Linked DNA regions of Mus musculus: region 1 is linked to region 2. A link is a contact called in ENCODE Hi-C or POLR2A ChIA-PET data. All regions are on one chromosome and are shown on one strand. Each heading gives the region's core, a stretch centred on a gene start or an enhancer-like site at or near the end of the contact. The rest is flanking DNA. Distances are from core to core; before and after follow the strand shown. Region 1 overlaps Spty2d1 (SPT2 chromatin protein domain containing 1). Region 2 overlaps Gm39012 (a long non-coding RNA gene).

What was found. Hi-C counts contacts between places; a loop is a spot of excess contacts on that map. ChIA-PET counts read pairs that join two places held with the same protein, here RNA polymerase II (POLR2A).
Region 1: a loop to region 2 is called in a map of heart, with 3 times the contacts of the local background. The contact joins two enhancer-like sites. A Hi-C loop is called at or near these places in 12 of 37 maps with a recorded cell type or tissue (CH12.LX, Patski, T-helper 1 cell and 4 more). POLR2A ChIA-PET finds 5 or more read pairs at or near these places in 2 of 5 experiments (Patski and embryonic stem cell).

The regions. Positions count from the first base shown.
Region 1 is chr7:46,995,502-46,999,418 of GRCm38, reverse strand. Spty2d1 (SPT2 chromatin protein domain containing 1) reads left to right here. Exons shown (of 6, transcript NM_175318.4): 3 at 415-1,947; 4 at 3,234-3,402. Among named protein-coding and RNA genes, the nearest start is that of Spty2d1, 11 kb to the left of the region's middle. Within about 2 kb of position 1,483, at least 1 of the 3 ENCODE cell types and tissues checked has a DNase peak (open chromatin) inside an H3K27ac peak, as active enhancers do; it is heart, where a contact is called at or near this core.
Region 2 is chr7:46,961,049-46,964,538 of GRCm38, reverse strand. The region is part of intron 1 of Gm39012 (a long non-coding RNA gene); the gene reads right to left. Among named protein-coding and RNA genes, the nearest start is that of Uevld, 4.3 kb to the right of the region's middle. Within about 2 kb of position 1,503, at least 1 of the 3 ENCODE cell types and tissues checked has a DNase peak (open chromatin) inside an H3K27ac peak, as active enhancers do; it is heart, where a contact is called at or near this core.

The DNA.
Region 1 (3,917 bases), core at 234-2,733, 35 kb before region 2:
GCCTTATCTCTTGAAGGAAGGTGGGGAGACATGAAAAGGCCTGGTGTATCAACCATTTAACTAGCCATAATATGTCTCCAATTCTTTACCTTGGTCCTGGCATTGTTATAGATATTCATTGATTCACTCTTAACAGCTCCAGTCAGTGCTGGTGTCCTATTGACATGGTATATTTATGAGCCATTTTGTGCATTTTAAGCAAAAGCCAAGTCTTTTATCTGCTTAGTCATAAAGAGAAGCTCATATCTGACCCACTTGTGTAGTAATTACTCAGTTTTGTTAGATGACTTCCTCATTTGACACAGCTCTCTAGAAACCATAACTCAGATTGAGCTTTGACTGTGGAGTGGCAGCACATGAGCGCTGCTATGCTGACACTGTTGAGGTGATGTGCTCTTGTTTTATTCCTTTCAGCCTTGGAAGAGAAAAAAAGGAAAGAGGAACTAGTGAAAAAGCGAATTGAGCTCAAACATGACAAAAAAGCAAGAGCCATGGCCAAGAGGACAAAGGACAATTTTCATGGTTACGATGGGATTCCTGTTGAGGAAAAGACAAAGAAGAAGCAGCTGGTGGAGAGCCACCTGAACCAGGGAACTGACCAGGAGTATGATGTGGAGGAGGAAGACTTCATAGACTACAATCAGGCTGAGCTGGACCAGGACTATGAGGAGGAGCAAGAGCCACCCAAGGCTGAAAGCAAACCAAAGGCCCCCCTTAAAAGTGCCCCGTCACCCATGAACTTCACTGACTTACTGAGGCTAGCTGAGAAGAAGCAGTTTGAACCAGTGGAGATCAAGGTAGTGAAGAAAGCAGAAGACCGGCCCCTGACTGCAGAGGAACTGAGGGAGCGAGAGTTTCTTGAACGAAAGCATAGGAAAAAGAAACCTGAACCCGATGCCAAACTACCTCCACCCGTGTTGAAAAAGGCGCCCTCTCATAAAGACATCATGGGTACAAAGCCCAGCAGAGGTGCTGGGGACAGGCAGCTTGCTTCCAAAGGATTGCCCTTTCCTCAAGCTGAGAAGAAATTCAGACCCAGCACGGCCAGTGAGAAACAAGCAGCTTTGTCTTCACCCAAATCCCTGCCAGGCGAGAGGACCAAGGTAGGGTCTGGCAGTAGCACCCAGCCCTCACTTCGGGAGGGTCACAACAGGCCTGTCTTCAATGGGGCTGGAAAGCCCCGCCCCAGCACCTGTTCACCAAGTGTCCCAAAGACTCCTGCTAGCGGGACTCAGAAATCTGCTTCTGAGCACAAAGCCAAAAAACCTCTTCCTTCTCATCCGAGCCATTCCAAGCCTGGACCCACGGTTCTCTCACACAACAAATCTAAGAGTCCAGGTGTCAGACAACCAGGCAGCAACTCTGGCTCTGCTCCTGGGCAGCCTAACCCAGGGACAGCTCGACCCACACTTAGTTCTGGCCCTGTGCCCAGGCGCCAGAACGGCAGCTCCAGCTCAGGACCTGAGCAGTCAGCCGGTGGGATCAGAAAGCTGGCCAGCAATTCACATCTCTCCGGACGAACACTCAACGGCACAAATGGTCCTGGACGACCTGCAAGCAGCTCAAGTGGCCCTGGGCGACCCATCAGTGGATCTGCTGGTTCTGGGAGACCTGTGGGCAGTTCTGGAGGCCCCGGGCAGCCTGTAAACAATCCACATGACCTTCGACGACCAATGAACAGTCTTAGCTCTCCTGGGCGGGCAGTCAGTGGCCCTGGGAGATCCATAAGTGGTTCCATTCCAGCTGGACGAACTGTCAATTCAGGCCCTGGAAGACCAGTGAGCAGCCTAGGCCCTGGACGAGCAGTTAGTAACCCAGGCCTCCCCACAAAGCCCAGATGTACTGTTGTCTCAGAAACAATTTCTTCAAAGAATATTATTAGTCGGTCAAGTAATGGACAGATAAATGGAATGAAACCTCTCCTCTCTGGCTACAGATCTGCTCAAGGTAAAGTTGACCCTTATCCCAAAGAGTATATTTATCACTATGCCTTTGGAGAAAGTACCTAGCTTTATATAATCAGGAACCCTATGACCACTTTCACAAGCCCTGTAATGTGCTCATTGTTGATAGTGGAAAAGAGGCTTATCTAGGACCCGCTGTTCACACCCCCCACCTCTTTCTCACATGCAGTATTGTGATGTGTGAGAGGGGGTGACTGGACGCAGCTGGTGGTTTGTAGGATAATGTTCTACATGAAGACTAAGCCAGATGAGAGGATGATTAAGAACTTAGAGCCTTTGCTGCTCTGTCATTCAGCAGGTGTTTATTGAACACCTCCCCTGTAGCAGCTGCTATTTTAGACTGTCCTGAGTTCTATTCCTTTTCATGGTGGTGTCACTTGGCGCTTTAGGAATCTGCCGTCTTAAAGTTGAGAGTCATTGACAGCTGCATGTTGTAGGCATTGCATGCCGCACGGGCCCTTGTTAAAGCACTTGTTAGGACCCATGGAGAGGACAAAAAGAAACCTATGGCAGAATTCCTCACTTTATAGTCAGACTAGCAGACTAGAAAGTTGCTCTCAGATACTGATCTCTTGTTGAGTACCTGTCTTTTGCAAAGTTGTTCTTCAGTTTTTGGGATGTTTGCTTCTTGTTTCGTTTCGTTTGTTCATTTGGGGTGGGGGTGGGGGGATAGGGTTTGTTTTGTTTTGTTTTGTTTTGTTTTGTTTTAAGACAGATAGCCCATAGTGACCTGGAATCTACTGTATAGCTGTAGGTGGCCTTTAATATCTAGTCCCCACCTCTACCTCCTGGGTGCTGGATTACCAGTGTATACCAACATTACTGTGTTGTCCAGGACTTCAGACTGTTAACTCAAACTTTCTAGCCCAGAGAGCTGAAACTGTGGGCGTGTGCTGGTCTTTGAATTTTTAAGTGAAAAGAAAATTTCACTTTCTTCAAAGAAAAATGGAGAACTACTTCTGGTATGCTTATTTGGTAAAGTTAAAAATAAATGATTCTGTGCCAGTTTGTAACTTGACTCAGTTTCAGAAATTTTACTGATCTCTTAAATCCCAGAAGTCTGCATAATTAAGCTAGAAAACATGACAGGGCACCGAGGCACGCTAAAGTGCCACAGCAGCTCAGTCCCTTGGAGACTGGAGCCAGCTGGTGTACTCTGCTTTCAGGGGTGCCATCTTAGTGTCAATTTCTCTGACTCCTAGTGACATGGTTCCCACAGGAACTAATTCTCCATACAGTGTTCTTACAAGTCGTGGCTTTTGTTCTTAGGTCCTCAAAGGCTTCCCTTCCCTACTGGCTACAAAAGGCCTCGAGAGTATGAAGAAGATGATGATGATGAATATGACTCGGAAATGGATGATTTCATCGAAGATGAAGGAGAACCTCAGGAAGAAATATCCAAGCACATTCGAGAAATCTTTGGCTATGACCGAAAAAAGTAAGCTGAAGATTTACCTAAACAAACCCTTATTATCTGTAGGAGAGAAACTAACAGTAGAGGCATTAAATGCTTAGCTAGAAACCTTTGGGTGGTGATGGTTCTCGAAAGATTTAGTCTTAGAGCACGTGCTGACTAGTTTTTGTCAGCTTGTCACAGCTAGAGAGAACTTAAAATTGATAAGAAAATGCCCTTAGTGAGATTGGCCTTTTGGCAAGTCTGTAGTACATTTTCTTGATAGTTGATTTGGGAGGGCCCCCAGCTCTGTGGGCAGTGTCACTCCAAGGTTGGTAGACCTGGGTGCTGTAAGCTGGCTGGCTGAGTGAGCTCTGAGGAGCAAGCCAGCGAGCAGCCTCTGCATCAGCTGCTACTCCCAGTTCTTGCCCTGGTTTCTCTGGGTAATGGACTTTATATACAATAAAATCAACCTTTCCTCCTAGGGTTGGTTTTGGTCATAGCAATAGAAACTTTAAGATAGGGCACACGATAGTTTCTAATGAATTCATAGTAGTTAA
Region 2 (3,490 bases), core at 254-2,753:
CAGATTTTTGCAAACAAGTAAGAACCTAGTCAAGACCATGTAAACTGTCTAAATAGTCCTATAACCCCCAAGGAAATAAAAGCAATCACTAAAAGTCTCCTAACTGAAAAGAAAATCTAAGGGCCAGATGGTTTTAGCACGGAGTACAGAGTTCTACCAGATTTTCAAGGAAGGGCTAATACCAATACTCCTCAAAGTATATCGCACAAAATACAAACAAAAGGAAGATTGCTAAACTCGTCCTATGAGGCAACAGTCGCCCCGATACCTAAACCACAGAACGACTCAAAAGAGAGTTTCAGACCAACTTCTCTCACTCAGCAAAATACTCCCGAGAGACCAAGCCTTTTAGGTTCAGATTCCATCTTAGAGGACCTGATCTAAGGTTGAACTCAAGCTAACTAACAGGCCAGTACCAAACATCAGTTTCCAGATTATTCCCCAACAAATCTGCACCTCCAGATTATAAGCTGACCCTGCCTAACAACCGTGTCAGGAGGGAAACAGAAGCTTAAGTTTATGGCTTGGCTCCCAGCACCAGCCAACTATGTTAAAGAGCATTATGTCCCCCAGTGAGATGCGTACCAGGCTAGATACCCCCTTCCTGCCTCTATAAATGTTTGCCTGAAACTGGCCTCAGGCACCCCTTCCCATTCTCCTGTGTCAGAGACAGTGTGTGGGACCCTAATGTGATTGCATCAGATTCAGTTCCTCGGTGATCTTTTGGGGGTTCATGAATGTTTCCTGGCACATTTTGGTGCATTGGCCAGGAACTCCAAGGCCTCCAGGACCCCCGGGGAAGAGTCTCAATACCTATAATATCTGTCTGAGTCTGTGAGTCTGTCCATGTGTTTATGTATGCCTTTGTCTGTTCATAAACTCTGAGTGGTGCCACATCTGTAATTCTGTTCTGGGGGAAAAAAAAAAAAAAAAAAAAGTCTTAAATCTGCCTTTGTGGCCAAAAGCGGTTAAAGCAGGCGTGCTAGGGGGCCATGGCCACATGGGACCAGAGGACATTCTGAGTCCCTGTCTGGGGTGGGCGTGGGCTCAGAGAGCCACCATCTGGTTACTTTTGTTTCTATCTGAGAGGAGGGGATGAGTTTCTTGTATATGAGCGCCACCTTCTGGTTGTTTTCAGGTAGCGTGTTGAAGTGCAGAGTCCCTGGAATTTTTCTCGTGTTTTGTCTTTGTTGCCTATGCTAAGGGGCAACTTTCTGACAGACGTTTAACATGGGATAGATGCCTTCAACTTCACTATGTTAAAACTAGGGGACAAAATCTTTCTGTCACCATGAGGAAAACTTTTTCTCCCCAGACACCAGGCAGCACCACCACCTTATTCAACCCCTCAGGCAAACAGCAGCTCTGTCCCAGGCAGCCCCACAGCATGCTGGGGAGGGGAGACCTGCTGCAGGAACACAAAGCCTCTGGGGCGGGGTTGAGGGCTGCCTTCTGAGCCTGAGTCCGCTGTCCTACCTTTGCAAACAGCAGGGCCAGTTGGTGATCAAGGAAACCAACCCCACCCATCACTTTTGGCCCTTTGCCACTAGTGACCTTATAACTGAAGAACTCAGAATTCCCCCTTTTCAGTAATTAATCTACTGGAAACAGTCCTCTTTACCCATCAGCCCACTTGGGATGACTGCCAGTAGCTTTTGCAGGAGAGAGAGAGAGAGAGAGAGAGAGAGAGAGAGAGCAGGAACCAGGGGAACTCACTAGCAACCAGGCATCTATTGAGGCTGGCTTTCCCTTAAACCCACCCAGATTGGGACTTCAACACCACTAAAGGTAAAGAGGGACTCTAAGTCTTACCTCCAGTCTCTGTTGGCAGGTCTCAAAGGGGCTGTAAGACAGCCCACCAATTTGGCCAAAGATAAATAAGATATTAGAGACAGAAAGTTCTGCAGCTTTCTTAGAGAGTGTCATAGAGACATTCCAAAGTGAAAGCTGCAGTAGCTCTAGCTTTTATCAACCAGGGAGAATCAGATATTAAAAACAAGCAAACAAACAAACATCCAGAGAGTTGAGAGGTTAAGAGAAAGAATCTGAGAGACTTAATGATAATGCCAGGAGGAAAAATGTTTAATAAAAGATTAAGTGTGGGGCTGGAGAGATGGCTCAGCAGTTAAGAGTACTGACTGCAAGAGACTCCAGGACCTGGCAAAGATCCTGTTGGCAGCCATGGCCAAACCAGAGTACTGAAACAAATGACTTCAGAAACCAACCTGCTTACTCAGGCCTTGGTGCCAGCTAGTGGCCTCCCTGTGTAAGAGATGTCTGAAACAAATGACTTCTAGAAAAAGAGGTAAGGGGGGCCACCCTAAAAATAAAAAATGCCCCCACTTGAAAAAGAAAAAGATGCCCAGGGTAACCCTAAAACTAGAGGGGAACCCACCAGCTTCCTTATAATTAACAGAGCTCAACACTCTATCTTGCTAAAACCTGAAGATAAAGTCTCTTCAACAGCTTATAAATGACTTCATGGTAGCAACAGGAACAAAAAATGCCTAGAGGAGTCCCAGACCTCTTGGAGGCCCAGGGATATTTGGACCATCCATCCTCCACTAAGAAGGCCCTACTATGCCAACCACAGGTGACCTCCCTAGATCCAGGGGGAAATATATTAAGAGAAGGTCAGAAGTGGCTCTCTGAAACCAGAAAGAAATTTCTACACAAGCTTTGGGGTTGCCTGAAGTGACTAAGCCCTTCCATCTCTTCATGAACGAGAGATCTGGGATCCGAAAGGGGTATTGACTCAGACTCTGGCCCTGGCACAAGCCAGTGGCCTACCTGTCACAGAAATGAGACCCAGGAACAACTGTTTGCAAATCATCACAAATGGCCCTCCTGGTCAAAGATGCTAACAAACTGTCACTGGGGCAAAGCCTGTCCATCACCAATGCCAAAATGACACATTACCAGTCTCTCCTCTTAAATGCCCCCAGGATAACCTTTCTGGCCCCTGCTGCCCCAAGCTCAGCTACCCTGCTGGCTGACCTGGACCTCAAGGGGCCTCTGCATGACTGCTCAGACATTTTGGCCCACATCCACAGGACCAGACGAGATCTTCAGGATTTCCCCCTTGACGGATGCAGAGGTAACATGGTTCGCCAAATGCAACAGCTTCATTCAGGATGGACAGAGGTATGCTGGGTCAGTGTGGTCTCAAACACACACACAAGTTGCTTATCATAGAGCTAAGCTCAGTACTGATAGAATTTGCCCTGAGCCTCAGAGCTAGGTCAGTTCATTCCTCTGTTGGATAGAAGCCATCCCACAAAATACTAACAACAGATAAGGTCGCTGAGCCCATGGAAAAGTGAGACACAACTGAACCAAGAACAAGGAAATACCAAACAGGTTCCTGTTGGCTAAGACCAGCTGCCCCGGCTGCTTTGTCAGTCATTGCTGGTTATAGCCTTCCTTTTTCCAAGTGTACCCATCTTACATACAACCTTCACAGGGAAGTTAGTCACTGAAACGTGTCTGC